Regions from separate parts of the Homo sapiens genome. Here regions 1, 2, 4 and 5 are each linked to region 3. Evidence: chromatin loops called from intact Hi-C (ENCODE). Cell type or tissue: PC-3. All regions are shown on one strand. Region 1 overlaps ROBO1 (roundabout guidance receptor 1). Region 2 overlaps ROBO1 (roundabout guidance receptor 1). Region 3 overlaps ROBO1 (roundabout guidance receptor 1). Region 4 has its middle 210 kb from the start of LINC02077. Region 5 overlaps ROBO1 (roundabout guidance receptor 1).

Region 1 (5,000 bases), 250 kb after region 3:
CTTGAAACAAATCCTGGAAACACATAAAAACAGAACCTCTTTAAAGCATAAATCACACAGGAACTATAGAACAAAAATACAATTTAAAAAGCAAAAAAAAAAAAAAAAAAAACCAAAGTACACTGGCAACAAAAAGCACAATGAAAGCAATGGCACCTCACATCTCAATACTAACATTGAATGTAAATGGCCTAAATGTTCCACTTAAAAGATACAGACCCACAGAATGGATAAGAACTCACCAACCATCTACTGCCTTCAGGAGACTCACCTAACACAAAAGGACTCACACAAACTTAAAGGGTGGAAAAAGGCATTTCATGCAAATGGACACCAAAAGCGAGCAGGAGTAGCTATTCTTATATCAGACAAAACAAACTTTAAAGCAACAGTGGTTAAAAGAGACAAAGAGGGACATTATATAATGGTAAAAGGCCTTGTCCAACAGGAAAATATCACAATCCTAAACATGTATGCACCTAACACTGGAGCTCCCAAATTTATAAAACAATTACTAATAGACCTAAGAAATGAGATGGAGAGCAACACAATAATAGTGGTGGACTTCAATACTCCACTGACAGCACTAGACAGGCTATCAAGACAGAAAGTCAACAAAGAAACAATGGATGTAAACTATACCCTGGAACAAATGTACTTGACAGATATGTACAGAACATCTCATCCAACAACTGCAGAATACGCATTCAACAGCCCATGGAACATTCTCCAAGACAGACCATATGATAGGCTATAAAACGAGCCTCAATAAATTGGAAATCATCATTCTCAGTAAACTATCGCAAGAACAAAAAACCAAACACCGCATATTCTCACTCATAGGTGGGAATTGAACAATGAGATCACATGGACACAGGAAGGGGAATATCACACTCTGGGGACTGTGGTGGGGTGGGGGGAGGGGGGAGGGATAGCATTGGGAGATATACCTAATGCTAGATGACGAGTTAGTGGGTGCAGCGCACCAGCGCACCAGCATGGCACATGTATACATATGTAACTAACCTGCACAATGTGCACATGTACCCTAAAACTTAAAGTATAATAATAAAAAAAAAAAAGAACATACTGCCACATTGCCTTCAACAATATATATGTACATGTCTATGTATATTGATTTTAACATACCAGACACACAATCACAAGCAGGCAAGTACATATAGAAATAGAAAAACATCAAACCATGCTAATAATGATTATATATTATAGGAGGGAAAATTGTCATGAATGTATTTTTTTTCTTTTTCTGTCTCTACTATTCATGATTTTACAACCCATCTATAATGAGCAGGAACATATATTTTTTTAAAGTTTATAATTCCTCACTTTATTTTCTTATTGTAAGTACATAAAGTATTAAAATTTTTCAAAGTAAAAAAAAAAATTTAAGAAAATTGAAATTATATCAAGCAGTCTCTCAGACCACAGTGGAATAAAACTGAAAATCGACTCCACCCCACCCCCCAAAAAAAATTCACAACCAGGCAAATGCATGGAAATTAAATAACCTGCTCCTGAATGAGCATTTGGTCAAAAACGAAATCAAGATGGAAATTTTAAAACTCTTCAAACTGAATGATGATAATGATACAACCTATCAAAACCTCTGGGATACAGCAAAGGCAGTGCTAAGAGGAAAGTTCATAGCCCTAAATGCCTACATCAAAAAGTCTGAAAGAGCACCAACACACAATCTAAGGTCACACCTCAAGGAACTAGAGAAACAAGAACAAACCAAACCCAAACCCAGCAGAAGAAAGGAAATAACCAAGATTATAGCAGAACTAAATAAAATTGAAACAAAAAAATACAAAAGATAAATGAAACCAAAAGCTAGTTCTTTTAAAACATCAATAAAATCGATAGACCATTAGCAATATTAACCAAGAAAAAAAAGAAAGAAAATCCAAATAACCTCACTAAGAAACAAAACAGGAGATACTATAACTGACACCACTGAAATACAAAAGATCATTTGAGGTTACTATGAACACCTTTCCACACATAAACTAGAAAACCTAGAAGAGATGGATAAATTCTTGGGAAAATACAACCCTTCTAGCTTAAATCAGGAAAAATTAGATACCCTGAACAGACCAACAACAAGGAGTGAGATTGAAATGGTAATTAAAAAATTACCAACAGGCTGGGCACAGTGGCTCATGCCTGTAATCCCAGCATTTTGGGAGGCCAAAGCAGGTGAGTCGCTTGAGGCCAGGAGTTCGAGACCAGCCTGGTCAACATGGTGAAACCTCGTCTCTACCAAAAGTACAAAAATTATCCAGGTGTGGTAGTGAGTGCCTGTAATCCCAGCTACTCAGGAGGTTGAGGCAGGAGAATCGCTTGACCCCAGGAGGTGGAGGTTGCAGTGAGCCAAAATCATGCCACTGCACTCCAGCCTGGGTGAGACCCTGCCTCAAAAAATAAAATAAAATAAATTACCGACAAAAAAAAAAAGTCCAGGACCAGACGGATTCACAGCAGAATTCTACCAGACATTTAAAGAAGAATTGGTACCAATCCTTTTGACACTATTCCACAAGACAGAAAAAGAAGGAACCCTCCCTAATTCATTCTATGAAGCCAGCATCACGCTAATACCAAAACCAGGAAAGGATATTACCAAAAAAGGAAACTATAGACCTATATCATTGATGAACACAGATGCTAAAATCCTTAACAAAATTGTAGCTAACTGAATCCAACAACATGTCCGACAGATAATCCACCATGATCAAGTGGGTTTCATACCAGGGAAGCAGGGATGGCTTAACATATGCAAGCCAGTCAATGCGATACACCATATAAACAGAATTAACAATAAAAATCAAATGATCATCTCAATAGATGCAGAAAAAGCATCTGACAAAATCCAGCTTTCCTTTATGATTAAAACTCTCAGCAAGATTGGCATACAAGGGACATACCTTAATGTAATAAAAGCCATCTATGACGAACCCACAGCCAACATAATACTGAATGAAGAGAAGCTGAAAGTATTCGCTATGAGAACGGGAACAAGACAAGGATGCCCACTCTCACCATTCCTCTTCAACATAGTACTGGAAGTCCTAGCCAGAGCAATCAGTCAAGAGAAAGAAATAAAGGGCATCCAAATCAGTAAAGAGAAAGTCAAATTGTCACTGTTTGCTGAGGATATGATTGTTTACCTAAAAAAACCGTAAAGTCTCCTCCAGAAAGCTCCTAGAACTGATAAAAGAATTCAGCAAAATTTCCGGATACAAGATTAATGTACACAAATCAGTAGGTCTTCTATACACCAACAGCGACCAAGCTTTATGTGAGTACAAATGTACTGGGGGTTGGGGTTGGGGTACTAAAGCAAAGCAGTATTTTTAAAATGTCAGGGGAAGCCATTTTTATATTCTTCTAGGAAGAATTGCTTCTGTTAATTTCATGGCTGCCTGTCAATCTGAGGCAGATGCTCTGTTCCCTGCTATATAAATAATAGACCTACTGCTACCTGCCTTTTTCCTTTGTTCAAGATCATTTTGAAAGGATCATTTTTAAACAAAATTATTTCAACTGGGAAGTTGCAAGGAGGAGGTTAGGAAAATTTATTCAGGCCGGCATTTTAATCAAAGAGGTATTTGTTGGAAATGTGGTCAAAAGTATACTTGGCCAAGTCATACAAATAGTAACTTTTTTCCCTTTGAGCTCTAGCCCAAGGCTGCAGAAATGAGTTATGAATGTAAATAAATACAAATCAATAGGAGTTCTGTTTTTATTATTTCACTGGGAATTTCTGTACAATTTGAGAGCAACTTGCTGAAAGTTCAGCAGATGATTAAGTTTAACCTTGATCCTGAGCCAGCAAGATTGGCTTACTATCTATCAGCAAGGGATGTAAATTTACTCGGACACATTTTAATTGGCATTTATGCAACATGTACACACAGATGCTGAATTCATTGAGAAATCCTGAGTGCCATCTGTTTAACTAGCTTTGTCCTCTATTAAAGTGCACGATAAAATGAGACTGGATCCCTTTGCCTTGCTCATATATTTATCTTACAGTACACAGCATTTTGAATGACCACTTTATTAGTATGCTAGCCTGTTAGATATTAGTGCTCACCATAATAATCTAAAAATATACTTTATTTTGTTTCCCTCTTTGTGGGCAGTGTATCTCCTACTCTTTCGCTTAGTAAAAGCACTATCTTCATGAAGTGTCTTTTTTTCAAGTTTTAAAGATAATATTGTTTTACTTTAATGTAATTTCTTAATCAACTGAGGTTGCTATATATGTTGAATTAAAATATTTTATTGAAGGCAAGTTTATATTTAATAATAAATTTTATGTTTCTATATTTTTTTAAAAAATATTTAAAATAATCATTTCATCCTTTTATGAAGCTTGACTTACAAATGAATGAATCTTTGAAGATTAGGATGTTCTGTCTTGTAAATATAATCAAAACTTTAGGGTGGACCCAGTTCCAAATAAAAGAGTCACCTGCCTTCCCTGCAAGACTTAGATTAAACAACAATATTCAGTCATGATCTGCATATAGAAACTTCGAGAGAAGGCCTAAAATTATCATATGAAAATTGATGGTGACGTGCTCCTCTTAACTTTGCAATACCTTACTTTTTAAAAATTCAGCAACAACAATAAAACCAAAGGTCTAAAATATACATTTGAAAAAAAAGTCTAAAATGTGTATTGATTCATTGATGAGTTGCTACGATTTGAATCAAAATCACGACTATAACTTCCTCATGTATGAAATCTTTTACTTAAAAAAATCACACAAACCATTATATTATTTTTGTACCATTTTCTTCTTAAGAGAGCTGTCAATTTTTAAAGCTGTCATGATGACAGAATGAACCATCTATTTTATCGGTAGAGGCCTTATGTCTCTGTGACAGGTAGCAATTATGATGACATTGTCTTCAACCTAAATTCATGAGCCTGAGAATAAAATTCCTGAGCTTGAAATTTTCAAAAC
Region 2 (5,000 bases), 160 kb after region 3:
CACTCAGAAAACCTATTCAGCAATCTATCATCTATCTATCTATCTATCTATCTATCTATCTATCTATCTATCTACCTATCTACCTACCTATGTTCCCTTCTTTCCTAAAACCCCTTGTGTCTTTTTTTTTTTTTTGAGACGAAGTCTCGCTCTGTCACCCAGGCTGGAGTGCAGTGGCACAATCTCAGCTCACTGCAAGCTCCGCCTCCTGGGTTCATGCCATTCTCCTGCCTCAGCCTCTCGAGTAGCTGGGACCACAGGCGTCCGCCACCACGCCCGGCTAATTTTTTGTATTTTTAGTAGAGACGGGTTTCACCGTGTTAGCCAGGATGGTCCTGATCTCCTGACCTCGTGATCCACCCGCCTTGGCCTCCCAAAGTGCTGGGATTATAGGCGCGAGCCCCTGCACCGGCTCCCCCTGTTTCTTTGAAATGCACTTAAGCTGACTTTATTTCCCAATGCCCCTTCTTATTGCTATCACATACTGAGGCCCAGCCCACCCAGTTCCTCTCCCTCATGCAGTAATAACTTTAATAGCTTGTTTATTGTTTTTATTTCTAATTCAGTGTCTGTCACCATCTTGGAGATTTAAACACCCAGTGACACCTTCAACACTTTGGCCTTTCAGTTGGCTGACCCCCTTAGCTACAAAAATCTCTTCCTCTATATTCCCTTGGTCCTATTCTAGATATTATCACTATAGGTTGAACAACCAACATTCAAAAATCTGAACTTCACAATATGAAAGTTCATATTTTGAACTTCACCCTTCAAAATATGAAACTTTTTGAGTGCCTACGTGCAGCCTAAATCAGATTTGGGATTTTCAGATTTGGGATGCTCAGCCAGTAAGGTTAATGCAAATATTCCATAATTTCTTTTAAAAATTCAAACTCTGAAACACTTCTAGTTCCATGAATAAGGGATACTCAACCTGTACCAACAACTATACTTTCTTCAAAACCTAAGCTTCAAACTGTCTTTTCTTACATTTATTCTATTGGCAGAACTTTACTTCTAAACACACTCCAGCTCTATCGGTAATATTTCTCTCCACCTCCACTACTGTCACCCTGGCATGACTCACTTCCTCCTGCGGTACTTCAGGGGTCTCTTTCCAGTCTCCCTGCTGTAGTCCACTTGGAAACCCTGCATGGCATAGGACAAGAGTTCAACAGAGAGTTGTGGAATTAATGAGTGATTTACGCACGTTGAGAAAAAAGGAGGTTTGAGATCAAAGCAGTTCACAGAATATGTGCTGAGGTAATAACAGTCACTCTTAGACACTGCCTTCATTACTTTTTAAGTCCTAGAACACCTGACATCTAGATTTGGCTATTCATATTTATTTCATTAGATGAAGTGTTTTGGATACTCACCTACTCTCATTTCAGGCTCCCGCTTTCTATTTTCCTTTTTCTTCTTTTTTATGTTTTCTGGCGGGGGGTGGGGTGGGGGAGGTGGACGGAGTGGGGGTCAGGGTCTCACTCTGTTGCCCAGGATGAAGTGCAGTGGTGAGATCTGCAATATCCACCTCCCGTTCTCAAGCAATCCTCCCACCTCAGCCTCCTGAGTAGCTGGGATTACAAGCCTGCGCTACCATGCCCAGATAATTTTTCTTCTTCTCCTTTTTTTTTTTTTTTTTTTTTGGTAGACAGGGTTTTGCCATGTTGCCCAGGCTGGTCTCAAACTCCTGGGTTCAAGTGATACATCCACCTAGGCCTCCCAAAGTCCTGAGATTACAAGTGTGAGCCACTGCATCTCACCCAGTTTTCCACTTTCTAAGGATCTGCAGCTGCTGAGACTGGCCAACACTGATTCATGACATTGTTTGGGCTAGTGACAGCAGTTTAGGTGACAGCATAGTTCATCATCAACAGTCTGCCTTTGGTCCTGGTGAAGGAGGGGTCTGAGATGACTGAAGAGATGAATGAGAACAGTTTTAGGGGTTTGGGAATTAATCTCTTGCTCCTGATTTCCTGTGGTGTGTCCTGTAAGGGAATGACTGTCCCCGGTTGTTCCTGCTTTCTAACTTTATTTAAATAAGTCTCCTTATGAGCTAGCCACACTTAAAGCCCTGTCCCCCTACTCCTCGCTGTTTAATGATGAAGACCTGTTTGTGGGCTGACAAAGGTGGGGTGGTGAGTTAGCTGGGAGCTGGAGGCATCCGATATTTCAGTCTCAAATCTTGACAATATATCAGGAATTTCCTGTGTTCTACATGACAGTTGAACATTTGTCAGAGTGATGACCTTGAGGCATTGTAAGATTTGGTAACATCAAAGTTTCCATTATGTTCAGTACACTCTCTCTACTGAAAGTAATCCTTCTAGAAAGTAATACTGATTTCAGAGAAAAAGGGTCGCCCTTAACCAAAGGCCTTATGAGTTAACGCCTGGATTTCAAAAGAGGGAGACCAACCTGGGTTCCCATCTAGTTTCACCAATTCCTAGATGTGTATCCTTAGGCAAATTTCCTTAATGCTGTGAGTATACATTTCACTGTGCACCAGCGTCACCTGGAGGGCTTGATAAAACACAGATTTCTGGCCACGTCCAGAGTTTCTGAGTCAGCAGGTCTGGGGTGGGGTCTGAGAGTTTGCCTTTCGAAAATGTTCCCATATGATGCTGATGCTGATGCTGCTGGTCTGGGAAAAACACTTGGAGAACCACTGCCTTAACTTCTTTAAGTCTGTTTTCTCATATCTAAAACAGGAATATTTAGAGTTGACATCTTTGGGGCTATTGAGAATAGGGGACACTTCAAAATACCACACTCAGAATAAGGACTCAATGGATGCTAACTCTTAAATTAATCCTTATGATTAATTGTCTAAAGCATAAAACATTTAAAATTTTAAAATGTTAAGTTTTTAAGACAGCTGATTAACCTACTGTGATTGTAAGACATATTTCTCATATAATGTGTACCCATGTCTAATAGATAAAAATGAAACTTGCCTATGAGGCTACAACCTTTTTTATGTAGACATTTTCAGTACTTTACCACATTCATTTGTTTTCACAAATTTGTTGTCTAATGATTATGCCACCCATTTGAGGCCTAAAAAAGCAATTTTTAAAAGGATGAATATTGTGTGAATAAATGTCATAAATAATATTTATCATCAGAGCTCTAATTGTTGATTTTTGAATGAGTATAGATACAAATGCAATTGTTTTAAAGACTGACTTGTCCAATAAAATTAGCCTTTAGTTAATGCTGTAAACATTGTTAGAAAAAATCAAAGCTTAGTTTGAAATGAGAATTTTAAAAGATTAAAAATAGGCCTAGGAGGTGCTTGTTAGTATTAGAGAAAATAATGGTGAGACTTTCCAAATGTCTTTCTTTTATAGGATATTTTGGCTATCTAGAATGCGCAAATGTATTTTAATAAAATGCAGATTATTCATTAAACTGTATATATAAAATATATAAAACATTGAACAGTGTTATATGAAATATAATTTTTAAAAAGAAAACACTTTTTTCTTTCATTATGTACTAAACATAAAATATATCAAAGGAGATTGGGTAATTTTTATTTTTATTTTTATTTATTTTTATTATTTTCTTATTTTTATTAAGTTGGACTCCACCTAAAGGTCAGGGCACATAAGTAGATATAGACTTCATTTGATATAGCTTGGACTCTTGCAATTATTGGTTATACGCTAAATGTTGAGAGAATTAATTGCATGTCCTTACAATGTTTGGGTTACCTTGAAAAATTCAATGACCTTCAAATTTATGATACTATATTTTATCTCTCAGGATGACATCCTTGTAATAAGCATAGGAAAGTTATTTGGCTTCAGATAGCGTCTATAGTCTTCTGGTGACATGTTTATTCACTTTGTTTATGTGGTTGTTCTTGGCCTTTTCCCCTGGATTTTCTCATACTGTTTTTTTTTTTTTTTCTTTTTTTTGCTAGGTTATTTGTTGTAGGTTAAATGTACCTCTCAAGTTTAGCTCCAGTTTTTGTGTTCCATGTAAAAATGTATAATGAGGCCTAGAAACAGTAATACAGATTTTGTGTTTAAAACTGATTTCTTATGCTGAAAACCGTAGAGGAATTACAACCATCATGTAGATTACTTAGGAAATAGATCTTCCTTTTAGAATGTAATTTGTTACTCTGAAGCTTGAAAAAAAAGAAAAAGGAAAGTTCTGGTAGTGTGTCATTTCTGAATATTCCCTTGGAATTGACTATATTTTGAGTTTTAAATTTTTCTCTTCTTAGTATAATAAAAACAGCATGTAAAAGTAATTTTTGATCCTGATAACGTTTCCTGGTTTCATTTCCGTTAGTATTTAAAAAGGAAAAAAAAATATTCTCCAAAGTTTTCATAATTTTATGTTGACTGAGTGAGGTGTTTGTGATACTTTTTCTTTTGCAATTCTTTGTTCATATTAGGATTTTTTAAAGCAATTTTTTTTTCTGTTTAATGATCTTTAAAACAGACGTTTCTTCCTTGTTATTCTTGTCTGTGACCTAGTCTTAAAGTTAAGCTTCAAGTAATGCTAGTTTATCAGCTGTAACAGGATACAGCATGAAGTCTGAGCAGAAAAGTTTAAAGACACATAATAATAAGTAAAGCATAGCTTAGTGAGGTTATCTAAGAAATTTTAACTCTTAAGGACCATCTAATTTGAATACTTATGATATAAAATGTTAATGAAAAAATCCACATATCCTAGCAGTGCGGAGGTGTTTCATTTGTTTAAAGCAAATAATCTATCCAGGTATTGTGGCACTGGTGAACTTGCCTTGGTGAATTTACAGTTGCCCAGGCTCTGCCTGACTTTGCAGGCTTGGAAAACTGGTTTGTTAGCACTCCAAGAGCAGATCTAATTCTCAGAGTAGACTTACGTTAATCAAGCTCAGAGAGACGTATTAGTATGTGAACCAGAATGCTAACTTGGGCACTTAGGTTCTCCAGACACCAAATCTGTTTTGAATAGTCGAACTACAAATGCAGACTCCATTTGGGATACTG
Region 3 (5,000 bases):
GAGAGATACGAGCAAACTTCCAGAGACCAGGAGATCCATTTGGGGGAACAATGCAATAGGGATCCTTACACATATTCTTCATTATATTTAAAAGTATACCCCCATTACTAAGTGAAAGTTTGACATCTTTATTTAACGTACATTCAAATGATATGAGGATTTGAATTTTCTCTCTATCTTGCTCTCTTTCTCTCAAGTACTACACTTTAGTGTTTGTTTTCTATTACTAGGTAAGCTTCTCTTAAAAGTATTTTGTATTCCAAGAAAAAAGAGATATATTCTATGTTTTTCACTAAATATCCTTTAGCAAGACCAAATCGATGTATGCTTTTCAGCTTTGACTGCCCATTCATATTTTTACTGCTGAAAAGATTTTGGTTGGAGTCTTTGAATTCTTATCTCCAGGCTGTTTACTGAATTTATAGTCAGTTTTCTCAGGATTAGACTATCTTTCACTTTCAAAGATAGGTGCTGTTAACCAGAGTTTCCACAAAATGTCGCTCTAAGGTCGTTGGTTGCACCAGCAGCAACCAAAATCAATGTACAATTTGCTTTTAAATTTTTATCTTCCATTAGGTAATGAATGTGCTCACCTGAAAAGACATGGAAAAGCACAACACTATGTAGAAAAGAGCAAATCCTCCTTCTCTGCCCTATCCATTGCGCAGTTCTGTCCTCCAGAGGCAACCACCGAAAGCAGCTTCTTACATGTACTGCTAGACACCAAATAATTTTTTTTGAAGTTATGGTACACAACTCTGTAGATATTAATTCTGCCATTTATTCAGCATTCGGCATGTTAGGTATTTCACATAGTGTGTCTTTTTATTTATTTATTTATTTATTTAAGACGGAGTCTCGCTCTGTCGCCCAGGCTGGAGTGCAGTGGCAAGTTATCTCGGCTCACTGCAACCTCCGCCTCCTGGGCTCAAGCAATTCTTCTGTCTTAGCCTCCCGAGCAGCTGGGGCTACAGGCGAACGCCACCACGCCCGGCTAATTTTTGAATTTTTAGTAGAGACGGGGTTTCACCATATTGGTCAGGCTGGTCTCGAACTCCAGACCTTAAATGATCCGCCCGCTTGGGCCTCCCAAAGTGCTGAGATTACAGGTGTGAGCCACAGCGCCTGGCCACTGTGTCCTATTTAAAAGAAAGAAAGAAAAATGACTGACTCAATGAATGAATGCCTTTCAGACGTGTCAGGTTTGTTTTGCTTTGTGTATTTTTTGTTAATGCAATAAAATATCTCGAGAACAGAAACAGAGAAGAGAAAACAGACCTGGTCACAGAGCTATAACTGGCAGGTTGGGATTTCAGGGCGGGTATACTGAGTGTCAAACCTATGCCTGACTAGCTTCTCCTAACTGCAAACTCTGGGCTTGTCAAGATTGTTTTTTGCATTTGTTTCTCTCTCTCTTAAAATTACATCCCCATTGTTAGCTTTCTAATGTGTGGAGTATGAAGTTGAAAGAGAGAGTTTCAACTGAAACATGAGGAAATGATCCCAAGGCCCAACCCTGTGCCTTATGATTTGGATATCTTTTCTACAAGACCTTCAACAACTGCAACTTAAAAGAAAAGGATGGTTGTAAGAGACTGCCCATCTACTGATATGTTCTGGATAGTTCTCTGTTTACCTCCTGTCCTAAAGCCATGTTGCTCAAAATTGATTTTTTTTTTTTAAATGGGAATGGGGAGAAGTGAGAGTGGAGTTGAGAGTTTATTCCAATTCCTGGAAGCGGCAAGGAAGAGGTTAAGTTGGACCAGGAGGATTTTTGAAGTCTTTGGCTGGGAGGTTCCATTTGGAGAAAGGTGCAGGGGAGCTAGGGGTGGCGAGAGAAACAAGACAGTTTCTCATTCGCCTGGATTTCCGATTCCGAGCAATTGGATTCTCACCTGAGGGCGCAGTTGGGCACCCCTGGCTTGTGGATGGAAATATTGAGGAGCAGAACTTGCCTGACCAGCGCCTGGAGAATAGAGTGAAGCATGGAAAGGACCACGCGGCCCCTTTAAGTATTATCGGGCCGGGGAGGAGAGGGAGGGAACTGGGAGCCGCGGGGACTGTGGGGGAAACCCACAAGCAATTGAGCTGGAGAGGAGGCAGCGTGAGAGCAGAAACTTCAGACGCCGCTGATCCGGGAGGAGCTGGGGTGAGCCGCGGCGGCCGTCTCTCCCACCCGCAGCAGCATCCTCTCTGCCCTTCTCTGCCACCCCGGGGAGAGCCGGGAGCTGCCTCTTTACAGCTTCCACGAGCCAGGGGTGCAGGCAGCTGCCCCCAGGAAGTTTGGGCTTCTGCGTAGTTTAGGGGTGCCTGCGAGCGCCCCAGAGGGCGAGGGGCCGAGGGCGATGTTGGGCGCCGCGCGGGGCTGGGGGCGCCCAGAAGACGTGCGAGTGTCCGCGGTCCTGCTGCTGTCTCCAGTACCCTCCGCATCCCCCAAGTGATGGGAACAAGGGCCCGCCCAGGCAGCCGCTGTCGCCGCACCGCCCCCTCGCTCGCTCTCTGCGCGCGGAGTCACCCAGTCACACTCCCGGCACCCCGAGCCCTTCCTCCGGAGCTGCTGCTTCTACTTTGGCTGCTATCGCCGCCGCCGCGGGTGGCCCGCTGCTGACTGGGCTCGCCGGGAGACGGAGAAGCACTTTTTGGCCCTCCCTCAGCAGCTCTCACACCCCAACTTTGCCGCCGCCGCCGCGCCTGCCCTCGCAGCGGCGCTCGGCCGCACATTGTGGGGGCGCACGCCGGGAGGCTCCGCAAGACCGTGGAGGCAGGAAACGGCACTACTGCGCTTCTGCCTCGGCTCTTTGTTGTTCGCTTTGGATGGTTCTTGAAAGTGTCTGAGCCTCCTCGGAAATCCTGGGGCCGGAGAAGACAAACCTTGGAATTCTTCCTCTGCAAAAGTCTCTGAGATACTGACAAGCGTCCGGAAAGGTCGACGAGTAATTGCCCTGAAAACTCTTGGCTAATTGACCCACGTTGCTTATATTAAGCCTTTGTGTGTGGTGTGTGGCTTCATACATTTGGGGACCCTATTTCCACTCCCTCCTCTTGGCATGAGACTGTATACAGGATCCACCCGAGGACAATGATTGCGGAGCCCGCTCACTTTTACCTGTTTGGATTAATATGTCTCTGTTCAGGTAACCCCGCGTCTTCTTTCTTCACCCTTGATCCTCCCTGTTCGCCCCCTCTCCACTTTGCACGATCAAACCCAGAAGTGTATTTTGGTTACCCCTCCCTCCTAAGGCCGGAGGGGCTCGATTCCTGCTAGACTTTTAGGCGAAAATGTTCCTAGTTCGCATTTGGGGTTGTCTCTTTTTCCCCACTCCCCAAAACCTCCCCTCCACCCCTGAACCTCCTCAAGACTCTTTGCAGATCTCGGCCTTTTGCCAAGTTCAGGGCACGCCCAGATTACTCTGGGCAAACGCACGTCTAAGCACTAGGGTGGGAGGAGGCAGCGGCTGGCAGTGAGCTAGGGCCCCCAGGATGAGCCGAAGTGAGTATCAGCCGCCGGCTGCTTCCCTGGGGAGGGAAATGTGCGCCCTGGGAGCTTGTGGCCCGCAGGCTTGCCAGGATTCCTGAGCCTAGTCCTCTCTAGCCCCTCCTCTTCCGAGCACAAGGGGTTATTAGTAGTTGTTTTATGTAACCAAAGTCTGTAATTAAATTTGATTCTGAAGAAGCTTCACGAAATAACTCCTTCTTAAGGTAGGATATAAAATAGCCACTGCCTCGCTGGGTTTAGAAGGAAAACAGGCGGTTGCAAGCATCGGAAAGGGGAGTTGCCTGGGGATTCTCATTGGCGAAAGAAAACTGAATTTGGGATGTTTAGGATTAATTAAATAATACTGAAATTCCATATGAAGTGTTGGAAGGATGCTGAAACGGGGCCCTTCTGACATAAGAGTACACACTGTATCTACACTTGTAAATAGTTTTCATACACTCCCTAGGAAACTTTTTTACTGTGGGTGAACTGAGCCACGACTCAACTTCTGTTTCTTTCCTTTTGGTAGATTCTGGTTTCAATCACGGATCCGATTTCAGGCTTTAAAACACACACACACACACACACACACACACACACACACACACACACTGCACCTCGGAATTTTTATAGTCACATTCGCATACTGAGCTTCAAATTGCATCAGGGCTTATCGGTAAGAGTCACTCAGTTTGCACAATTATGAAACGATTTTAAAGGTTAGTTTGAGCTTTTGTGGTCTATGGTTATCATTTATGTTTTGACCAGGGATTTTACTTAAGACAGTTAACAGAGTAAGAAAAGGGGGGAAAAAAACCACATACGTCAGCTAAATGATAGCGAATAAACCCCTAAAAGAATTTTAGCCTGTGAATTGTGCCTGCTGGCTGAAAGTTACAAGGAAGATTTGCAACTAAAGTAAATTTTAAAAATTATTAAATTGTTACTTCTTTAAAGAAAACAGAAAGTGAAGTTTCAACCTGGTATATCTCATGTACGTCACAGTGGAGGGATGAGTAGACTAACTCCTCGAGGTTGTCATTCCCCACTTCCAGCTTCTCCTTCTGTAATGCCTTATTTTTCCTTAGTTTGCATATCGGAGTAATTGAATAGTCCCTCCAGTCCCCCACCCCTAGCTATGGATGCAAATCAAAAACATTAAAATCTGATCTCTCTATTTGCCTCCCTTGGCTGTGTCTCTGCCTAGTTTAATTTACAGCTTCAGATACCTTTGAGATTTCTGTTGATTCACCTTTCTGGTTAAAGTTTATTTACGTGTGTAAAGTGAAGTGTCATTGTGATAAATGACTGGAGGGGCAGATTACTGAAGATAGGGGGATTAATGGTCATTAGTCACTGTTTGAGTTGAGTTTGTATATGTTGGAACATTTTATCATGGCTGTAGATTAAAGATAGGGTCACATTAATAAGGTATCACTGAAAGTTGGTCGTGTCAACTTGGAAGTTCTGTCTTCACTTGGAGAATTATTTGGGAAGTACTGTCCTATTAGATTTAATAATT
Region 4 (5,000 bases), 760 kb after region 3:
AAGCAAAGTAGTAACTTTGATATTTAAGCTTCTGCTGGAAAGCAGCTTAAATTATCTCTGCTCACATACATTGGCCTAAGAATATAAAGTGGTAAATCCAAATTCAAGGGCCTGAGGAGGTATTCTCCTACAGAAAGAATAGAAATGAATTTTTACATGCAATATACAATCTGACATGAAAACTAGGTTGATCTCCATTTTATATCACCTCTAAAAAATAAAAATTGTTTTTATTATGGGCAGAGATGCCTTTCCAGAGATTAATTAAAATGTCACATTCAGTTGAAACAAGTTAAAATCGTAAGAGCTAACATTTACTGTCTTTTCTAAATTCTAGGACTATTTTAGAAATTTATAGGTATTATTTCACTGATGAGTTAGGCATTATTATATCTATTATACAAAAGCAGAGAAACAAGCTCTGAGTGATTTAGTGACTTACCCTCTGTGGTACGGTTAATTAGAAGAAGACAGAATCTAGACCTAGGTGTGTCTGACAACACAAACCATAATTTTCACCACTATGCAACTATGCCTGTCAAAGTCACACCCATCCAAAATGGGTTTCAATTGGAAAACCACTGTAAAAATAACTACAGTATGAATAATTTTCATAAAATAGGCCATAAAAACTAATATTGTAATCTTAAGATATGTCTATAAATCATGAATTGAAAAAGAAAAAATGGTTAGAGTGTTTTGGTCTGGATTAACAGGCTTACACATCTGCAAATCTCCTACCAGTTGGAAAATGGCACATGTATAGTAAATAGCTATAGCTATAAATCCAAACCATCTGCAGTTTGCAAAATGGTATTTAGACCAAGAAAGAAAAAATAAGAAAAGAAAGACACTGTATCACAGCAATATTTTTCAATAAAGTTGCCAGATTAGTATTTCCTTTTGGTCACTATTGCCTGAAACATTTGTTTTTACATTTAACATCTGTATTTTTTTTATAGAAAGTAATCGTTTAATTAATCAAATAGGTCTTTTAAAGAGACAGCATAATCTGTTTTGATTCTTTTATTCTTGGGTAAAATCTTGGATACATGTCATTTTCACTGCTCTCAATTTCTATTTGTATATTTCAGTCTATTCTAAGTGAAAGCAAGCACTTAAATGCACTATCAAATTGAAGATAGATCCTCAGGAAAAGTGGTCTCATTTACATGCAGCTTATAGTGCTTTTTGTAAGAACATGTTTGACTTTGCACTTTTCCTTGGTAGCAAATGGAAACAGAATAAATGTAGTGTGCAGAATTCAGTTGACAGCTTAAAAACCTTAATAGCATTTGGGTCTTTTTATGCTATATATTCCTAACAATGCAAATTTTCAGGGGAGTAAAATCTCTGGTATTTTAACGAAAGGCATTTGCATGATTTCAGATTTCAAAAAAAAGTTCCTGTGACATATCCAGAATATAGAAAAGATATTTTAAAATAAAAGATTACATATTTAGTTCTTATTCAATTAAATTCAGGTAAAAATTGATTATTTGGAAATGTACATGTGAAAGGTGAAAGGAATAGTTTTTTTTTTTTTTAATAAAGAATCTCTGACCTATTGGATGGAAAATTACTTAGGGATTTCATAAGAAAATAATACATAATGACATTTTCTTTGTTAAAGATAGACATATAAAACATTTTATCTATAAATAATTAAAGCTAAAAAAGAATGTCTTTTAAAATACAGAAAACAATTACAAATGAACTTTAGCTTTCCGTTGTGAAATAGTTACAAGAATAAGTTCAAGCTCACTGTAAATTCCAGTTCTTATCTACAGGATATGATGTAAAGACATTGACATGAAATCATGTAAACAATTATATGTAAATGTCTCATCATGAGCTTAATTGAAACCAGACATCATTTTACAGCAGACATTTTGACTTGCCTGTGACTGCACATGAAATCTTGGCTTGGAGTACCTTAAAATCACCACTTGATGATGAAACCAGACTCAGTGCCCTTATCAATCTCAGGTTTTATATGAGAATCTGTTTGAGCAATGGTTTTCAGATCTGTAAAAGTTGACTGCAATCACATAAATATTCTTGACTTCCTCTGGAAGATGTCTATTAATTTTAAAGAAAAATGACCAATATTTTTTAAGTGAACACTAGTAATCACAAAAGCAACTTTGGTTTTGGAGCCACCTTAATTCCTTTGTGGATTGGAAGTGGAGAAGGAGAGATATCAGTGTTTTGTTTGTAAATAATAAAATAGTCTTTACTTTTGGAGAGCTGATAGTAATTTCATCAGTTCTAATATCTTTCGTCAACTCCCTTTTACTCTCAAAAGTTGCTGGTTACACACCTGATTTTGAACACTTTATTACAGAGAGTGGCATAGATTATTTTCTCAACCATACTATTCTGCCTCAAGTTTATTTCATTCTTATCAGCACTGTCAAATTGTGGTTCTCTTTGATTATGTGCATTCATAATGATTCCACTATTATTATATATGATCCTGTAAATGTGAGTGAGGTATGGAAGTATTTCAAACCATTTCAAATAATTGCCATAATATGTCCCCAGAGTTGGCAATTTTTGGGTTATAAAAAACAAATAATTATGGCATTAAATGTGCTTTTTAAAACCTTCTGGATATTATTGTAAATTCACATGCAGTTATAATTATACAGACAGACAGATTCTGTGCACCTCTTACTCAGTTTCCCTCACTAATAGCAGCTTGCAAAATTATAGTACAATATTACAACCAGAATATCAACATTTGTATAATCTACCATTTTTTCTTTGATTTCTCCAATTTTACTTGTATTTGTTTAGCTTTTTCATTCTGTGAGCAATTTTATCACGTGTGAGTCCATGCATCCACGACCACATCAAAATACAGAATTGTTCCACTGCCACAAGGATTCCTCCTGTTACTCTTTCAAAACCAAACATCCTGCCCCCATCCACCCCCTCCCTTAACCCTTGGCAACCACTGTCAATTCTCCATTGCTGTAATTTTGTAATTTCAAAACTGTGATATAAATGGAATCAGCAAATAGGAACAGTTTTATTTCTTTCTAATCTGAATGCCTTTATTTGTCATTGCCTTGTTTCAGTGGCTAGGACTTCAATACTATTTTTAATAAAAGGATTGAAAGAAGACATTCTTGCCTTGTTCTGATCATAAAGAAAATGCATTCAATGTTTTAAATCTTATACTATATTAGTAGGGGTTCTAAAGAGAAACAGAACCAATGGAATATATATACATATATATCCTCTGGGTATAAATATATATTACCATATATTTATATATTATATTTATCATATTGAATATTTATATATTATTTTATATCAGGCAAATAATTTATATTTCTATATTTAATAATTTATATATTATTTATATTTCAATATTTAATAATTTATATATTATATATTATGTATTTTTATAATACATAATATATAATGAGATTTATTATAAGGAATTGGCTCATGTAATTATGGAGGCGAGAAGTCCTATAATTTGTTGTCTGCAGATCGGAGACCCACAAGAGCCTGTGTTGTAGCTTGAAGGCCTGAGAGCCGGAGAACTAACAGTATAGATTCCAGCCTGAGTCTAAAAATCTGAGAAGCAGGAGCACCAAAGGCAGGAGAAGATCAGTGTCCCAGCTCAAACAGGCAGAGGGAGAGTGAACCCAATCTTTCTCTACCTTTCTGTTCTATTTGGATCCTCAGTAAGTTGGATGATCTACATCCACACTGAGGAGGTCTATCTGCTTTGCTCAGTTTACAAATTCAAATGCTAATATCTTCCATAATCACTCTCACAGACATACCCAGAATTAATGTTTAACCAAATACCTGGCATCCTGTGGCCTAGTCAAATTGACACAAAATTAATCAACATATTTACCATTAAGTCTCATGTTCGCTGTGGGTTTGTCATATATGCCCTTTATCAGGCTAAGCAAGTTTTCTTCTAATGCTAGTTTTTGGAGTAATTTTATCAAGAAAACAATGTTGAGTGTGTCAAATGACTTTTCTGCATCTTTTGGGATGATCATGTGGTTTTTTTGCCTTTTGTAGTATTGATGTGGTACATTAATTGGCTTTTAAATGTTCCACAAACCTTGTATTTTGGGGATAATTCTCACTTGGTCATGAGATATAATCTTTTTTATATGCTAAAATTGTTTTGCTAGCATTTTGTTGAAACTTGTGGATCTAATTTACTGAAAGTTATTGGTCTGCAGATTTCTTTCTCTGTATTATCTTTGTTTTGATATCAAGGTAACAATAGTCTCATAAAATGAATTAGAAAGTGTTCACTCCTGTTTTCTGTAGCATATTTTATAAAATTGGTGTTAATTCCTCTTCAGAGCTTCGTAAACTTCTCCAGGGAAGCCATCTAGGCCTCAAGATTTATTTGGAGGGAACTTTTACATTATAAAATTAAATGCATGGTTATAAGATGATTCAGGTCAGTAATTTTACCCTCAGAAAGTACAGTCTGTGGTTTTTCAGGCAATCGGTCTATTTCTTTTATTTCTTTTAACTTTGGAATGTAAAGTTGTTTGCTGTTTTCCACTATTATCCTTTTATGGGTACAGGATCTATAGTAATAGATCCTGTTTCATTCATTATGCATGATTTGTGTGTGCTCTCTTTTTGTCTTGTCAGTCATGATAGAGGTTTATCAATTTTTCTAATTTTTAAAATAACTAGCTTTTAATTTCATTGATTTTTTATAAATATTTCTGCTTGTTTTTGATTAATGTTAACATAATATAGCATTTTGCATCCTTCTCATTTTATACTACCTATGTCCTTATGTTCAAAGTGAGTTTCTTGTAGGCAGTATAAAGTTGGATCATTTTTTTTTTAATCCCTTGTGCCAATCTTTTTTAACTGGTGTATAAGTAATTCATATTTAAAGTAATGATTGAAATGTTAGGGTTTAAGGCTGCTGTTTTATTTATTTTCACTTATTTTCTCTGTTTCCTGTTTCTGTTTCTCTTTTTTTATATACA
Region 5 (5,000 bases), 260 kb after region 3:
TTTATCTAAAATTTCAATTAAACAAAGCATGCTATGAAATACACACACATACACACATGCACACACGCACACACAAAGGAGAGAGAAAAATTCTGAAATAAGTGCCCTGAAAGCAGAGACTTTGTCTTGTTTATCTTACTAGCTACCATCACCAAATATAGTGTGTTGTACTTTTATTGAATGAATGATTAAGTGAATCACAAAATCCATAAGATTTTTGGGATTCAGTGTAATTGCAGGGAATTTTACATATGCTTTACATATGTGAAAGTGAAATGCTGTGAACTTTTTGTGCATTCCAATTGTAGAATATTCTTTAATATGTTATTAGTTCTTGTGTCCTTAAATATTGATTTATCATATCCTTTAGTGTGTTATTCATTTTATTGTTATTGATTTAATATGTTATTGAGCTTAATTTATGGCAGTCCTTGGAAATGACCCACGTTTTGAGTTATTTTCATTTTCCAATCAAAATAACTGAGTGTTTTTTGTTTTGTTTTGTTTTGTTTTTACCATAATTTGGTGCTTAGTGTTACCATCACAGTATATCAATGACTAGCGGTCATGTATGTCACGTGTCTGTATTATACATACATATATATATAATCCACATATGTTGTATATATACATTTATAAACTTAGAATGTATCAGATGTATTTGAGTTTTTCAGTTAAAAAATACATGATATGGATCAAACTAGATTAAAATTTGTCATCCCCAAAATTAAAGTATGAATTCATTGATCAATGAATATTATCAGTTAGCAAATAAGATTTGAAATATGGTAGCATATAGATCCAAATAGCTCAAAATCAAGGGCTGAATTTAAAGCCATAATATTTTTTAACCAATGAAACAATTTTCATATCAGACTCTATACTCTCAAATCATGTTTTAAATTTTTTAAAAAATAAGGATATCTTTTGTTCTGTTGTTCCTCCTCGTAGAAGGATTTACTTATATATTGTCTACCTATTCTCCTGTACCTTGAAAATGGCATGATCAGTTACTCAGATTAGAAACCTGGGTGTTATTATTAATGTCTTTCTCTGTCAACTTCAGCCCTTCAATAAATCATTTTGATTTTTGCCAACAAAAGGTACCTCCAATCTGTCACTATTGTGTCAAATCTGGTATCATAATCATGGTATAAAACCATCACCATTTTACCTGTAATTACTTCAGTAGCCTTCTAATTGGTCTCTATACTTCCTTTTTTGTTTGTTTATTTTTTTGAAACAGGGTCTGGCTCTGTTGCTCAGGCTGGAATGCAGTAGTGCAATCATGTCTCAAAGTGGCCTCAATCTCCCAGGCTCAAGCGATCCTCCTACCTCAGTCTCCCCACTAGCCAGAACCACTGGTGAGCACCACCATGCCTAGCTAATTTTGTACATTTTGTTTTTTGTAGAGACAGTGTCTCACTATGTTTCGCAGGCTGGTCTCCAACTCCTGGGCTCAGGCCATCCTCCAGCATCTGCCTCCAAAATGCTGGGATTATGCGCTGAGCCACCACACCTGGCCTCCACGTCCATTATTACTTCCCTCTCCATTTCATTCACAGAGCAGCTAGAATGAACACTGAAGTATGAGAATTTCATTATAACACTATGTTGCTTAAGACTCCAGTGGCTTCTCATTGGAATTAAAATAAAAGCTTACCCTTGCTCATGGCTGCTGTGCATAGCAAATCTGGTCCCTGTCGTCCCTACCAAGGTTGTCTTGTTTTGCTCTCCACCGGTACCACTACACGGCATCCAAGGCTTTTCCAGTGTACCAGGATTTTTCCTCACCTGAAGTATTTCCTGTGCCTGCAATGCACTTCCCGAGGATAAGTTTTACTCATTACTCAGGCTTCACCTTAACTGTTACTTCCTTACTATTCCCTCACCTCCAATTTAAATTATGTTTCTCATTATTCTCTCACACAGCCTCCTATACCTTCCTTCATGACATGTATCACAATTATAGTTGTATATGTATGTGTTTATTTGAATATGTGTGTCTACCTCCCTATACCCCAAGCACTACAACTATAGAACTCCCGCCAATGCAAGCCACCATTTAAAATCTACTACTTAGCATATTGGAAAGTGTAGTAAACATTTACTGGATACCTCCTGTGTCTTGGATGTTGTCCTGGGCACTGGAAATACTAGGGGATAATCACAAATTCCCTGTTCTCATGGAGCTGACCTTCAGATACAAAGAGCCAGGCAATAAATACAGAAGCATATTTCTTTGATTGAGGACTCTTGCTGCAAGGCTACATAAAAAGTTGGATTTTACAAAAGAAAGAATGCATGCTTGTCTTGCCCTAATCAGGGTCCCGTAGCTCAGATATCCTCATTTTGTCTGTGTTTTTTTAACCCTGCCAGGCTACTCCTGAGTGTGACTTTTGCTCTGGCACTTTAAAACCCTCATCAATGGCATTCTTTGTCCTCCTTTCCATTTGTACTGGCAGCTGAGAAATTTGGCAATTCCTTACATAGTGACTAATAGCAATACTTCTTTGCAGATGTAATGCACCATATAAATGGCAAGTCCTGTATAAACATTAAATAATTAGCTTTCATAATAACCCTATCAAGATAGAGTGTAAAACTCTCTGTTTTTTATGGAAATAACTGAGTCATTGTGAACGTACCTGTTAAAATCACAGAATAGTGAAAGAATCTGTGTTGTGATTCTGACATTCTAGACTTCTGTTTCTGATTCATAAATAAACACATCTACAAATATTACTGTATAAAATGATGTCCTGTAAAAAGTGAACTTTTAAAATAAATCTATCATTTATAGGTTATTTTAAAGTGTATAAAATGCAAACATACAGTAAGTTACTGACTTTAAGTTAGAACATATGATTTTAGCCATTTGACTTACTTTGGTGATACATTTTAAAATGATCTACCAGACTTTCAAGTCCACTGAATATTAACTATTTAAATGTTGATTCTAATGAGAACACATGGACACAGGTTGGGGAACAACACACATCAGGTCCAGTTGAGGGGCAGAGAAGGGCAAGGGGAAGGAGAGCATTAGGACAAATAGCTAACGCGTGTGGAGCTTAAAACCTAGATGTCAGGTCGATAGGTGCAGCCAACCACCATGGCACATGTATACCTATGTAAGAAACCTACACACTCTCCACTTGTATCCCAGAACTTAAAGTCAAATTAAAAAAAAATTGATCCTTACTGATGTACACTTTTCTCTAGAACACATTACAAATTTTAACTGAAACCTACTATGCCAAACTTACCTTCTCTTTGTCCTGAAGACTTAGTGCTGTTGGAATAAGCACTAGGGAGTATTTTGCACGGCAGTACAGGAAGTGTCATTATGATGTTCATATTTCTGCAAAATGTGAATGTGGTTTAAGCTTGAACCCAATCTGGATGTAATTCTAACAATTAAAAGACCAGAGACAACATGGCCCCGTTTCTACAGCCCAGCAGATTGCAGAAACATACAACTGTATTTAAGTTAGCTTGCTTCTCCATCATACAGTATGTAAATAAACAATTTGCTAGTAATTGTTTTTATTCTGGTAATTCTTCTCATTTTATCTGCAATGCCTTGTGTTCATTCATGTTACGTTGTTATCATATAATGTTGAGTGATATTTGCCATCCATCCGCTATATCAGATTTTCAGAATGTACAATTTTTGAATAAAAGTACTCCTTTCCTAGGTTAGGACATAAGAGTTTTGTCCAATCTTCAAAAGTGCTTCTACCAGCATATTTTCTTCCAGGGTCCTAAGCAAAGCATAATTTAAGGTTTAAAAACAAAGTTGCATGATATAAGAAAAATACAAGTAGAAGACATACTTATTGTAGAATATTCCTAGATATATTCAGTGTCAAATTTTAAAAATTAAATGAGTACCTTTAGGAAACTTTATACAGAATTGATGTTCACATGCATCTTTTTTAGAAACAAATTCCTTAGCTTTAGAAGATGGTGTTGTAAGATGGATAATATTTGATGGAATATTATTTTACTTGTTATTATTTTAGTTTTCCTCTTCAATGGTTTATCTTTCTGTACATTTATCCTTTTGTTGGAATATTTTTTAAAGTTTGAAATTATTTAATAAATATTAAGAAATTTTTCACACATTTGTACAAAGAACAGCACTTCGTTCTTCTGGGCAGTGCTGTCAGCTAAAAAGTAAGACTGAAAATAGTTATAGAAGACTTTATGATATGCTTTCTGATCCAGCCTTCAAAATTTATCTCTTAATTCAAAATAACCTGCAATAAGACCCTATTGTATTACTGTTTCCCAAAAAGGTGAATATTAATGTTTTTTGACAGACGTCAACATTTTACATATACTTCACTGCAAGGAAGATACAAGAGTTATAGCACAGCTGCCAGACACAAAGTATGTGCTCAGTGCAGATGTGTTAAATGAAAGAATGATAGTTATTTTGATATTAAATTACACTTATTTACATCAGCATGACGTTGGTGTTCAGACAGGGAACTAGGAGTGTCATAAAAGTAAGTAATATTTTCTGTACTATGACTATGTATGTGAGTAATAATTTTGAAAACAATTAAAATGGTACATGGCAACAGAAATGGGTTGCTATTTAGCATTTATAGAGTTGTCTTTATTTACCTCGTCTTTATTTTCTCCTCCAATACACCTTAGTTTTTAAGGGATTCATTTTATTTTTTTTCCTAGTTGACAAGAGGTTACTATTTGCTGCAAGATTTCATTGATAAAGTAGTCTTTATCAATGGAAGTAGAAAAAAATAAATCCCAGGACTGCAGAATATCTTCCCCTATTTTTCCCAAGATACCCACTTCTAATTAAATTGCCCATATTTAATTAAAATGCTTCTTAATATACAGCTTTTTCAATCATTTTCTGGTTGAAATATAAAAGGAAGCATTGATAAAAATTAGCACATCATATGTGTTATGAATAATGAAATCTAATTCTCAATATTATTCTGAAAATGTAGTGTCCTCTTCCA

Evidence for each region. Peaks named below come from ENCODE experiments on the same cell type or tissue, not always from the same donor. Only the 100,000 strongest peaks of a DNase experiment are listed, where the experiment ranks them.
Region 1: a loop joins it to region 3, with 2.7 times the contacts of the local background. A loop is called at or near these places in 3 of 110 quality-filtered maps.
Region 2: it touches region 3 in a loop (11-fold over the local background); 6 of 110 quality-filtered maps call a loop at or near these places.
Region 4: a loop joins it to region 3, with 2.4 times the contacts of the local background. A loop is called at or near these places in 2 of 110 quality-filtered maps.
Region 5: a loop joins it to region 3, with 2.6 times the contacts of the local background. A loop is called at or near these places in 3 of 110 quality-filtered maps.

What each region holds. Positions count from the first base shown.
Region 1 is chr3:78,764,731-78,769,730 of GRCh38, reverse strand. The region is part of intron 4 of ROBO1 (roundabout guidance receptor 1); the gene reads left to right. Among named protein-coding and RNA genes, the nearest start is that of LINC02077, 720 kb to the right of the region's middle. In PC-3, no CTCF peak of the experiment used is centred here; no DNase peak of the experiment used is centred here; H3K4me3 peaks cover 1,052 bases; H3K27ac peaks cover 1,012 bases.
Region 2 is chr3:78,855,214-78,860,213 of GRCh38, reverse strand. The region is part of intron 4 of ROBO1 (roundabout guidance receptor 1); the gene reads left to right. Among named protein-coding and RNA genes, the nearest start is that of MIR3923, 650 kb to the left of the region's middle. In PC-3, a CTCF peak has its summit at 2,508; a DNase peak (open chromatin) is centred at 2,513.
Region 3 is chr3:79,016,541-79,021,540 of GRCh38, reverse strand. The region is part of intron 3 of ROBO1 (roundabout guidance receptor 1); the gene reads left to right. Among named protein-coding and RNA genes, the nearest start is that of MIR3923, 490 kb to the left of the region's middle. In PC-3, CTCF peaks have their summits at 1,918 and 2,697; DNase peaks (open chromatin) are centred at 1,870 and 4,070; H3K4me3 peaks cover 3,653 bases; H3K27ac peaks cover 2,667 bases.
Region 4 is chr3:78,252,488-78,257,487 of GRCh38, reverse strand. No RefSeq gene overlaps it. Among named protein-coding and RNA genes, the nearest start is that of LINC02077, 210 kb to the right of the region's middle. In PC-3, no CTCF peak of the experiment used is centred here; no DNase peak of the experiment used is centred here.
Region 5 is chr3:78,751,713-78,756,712 of GRCh38, reverse strand. All of the region lies in intron 4 of ROBO1 (roundabout guidance receptor 1), which reads left to right. Among named protein-coding and RNA genes, the nearest start is that of LINC02077, 710 kb to the right of the region's middle. In PC-3, no CTCF peak of the experiment used is centred here; a DNase peak (open chromatin) is centred at 2,452; H3K27ac peaks cover 1,113 bases.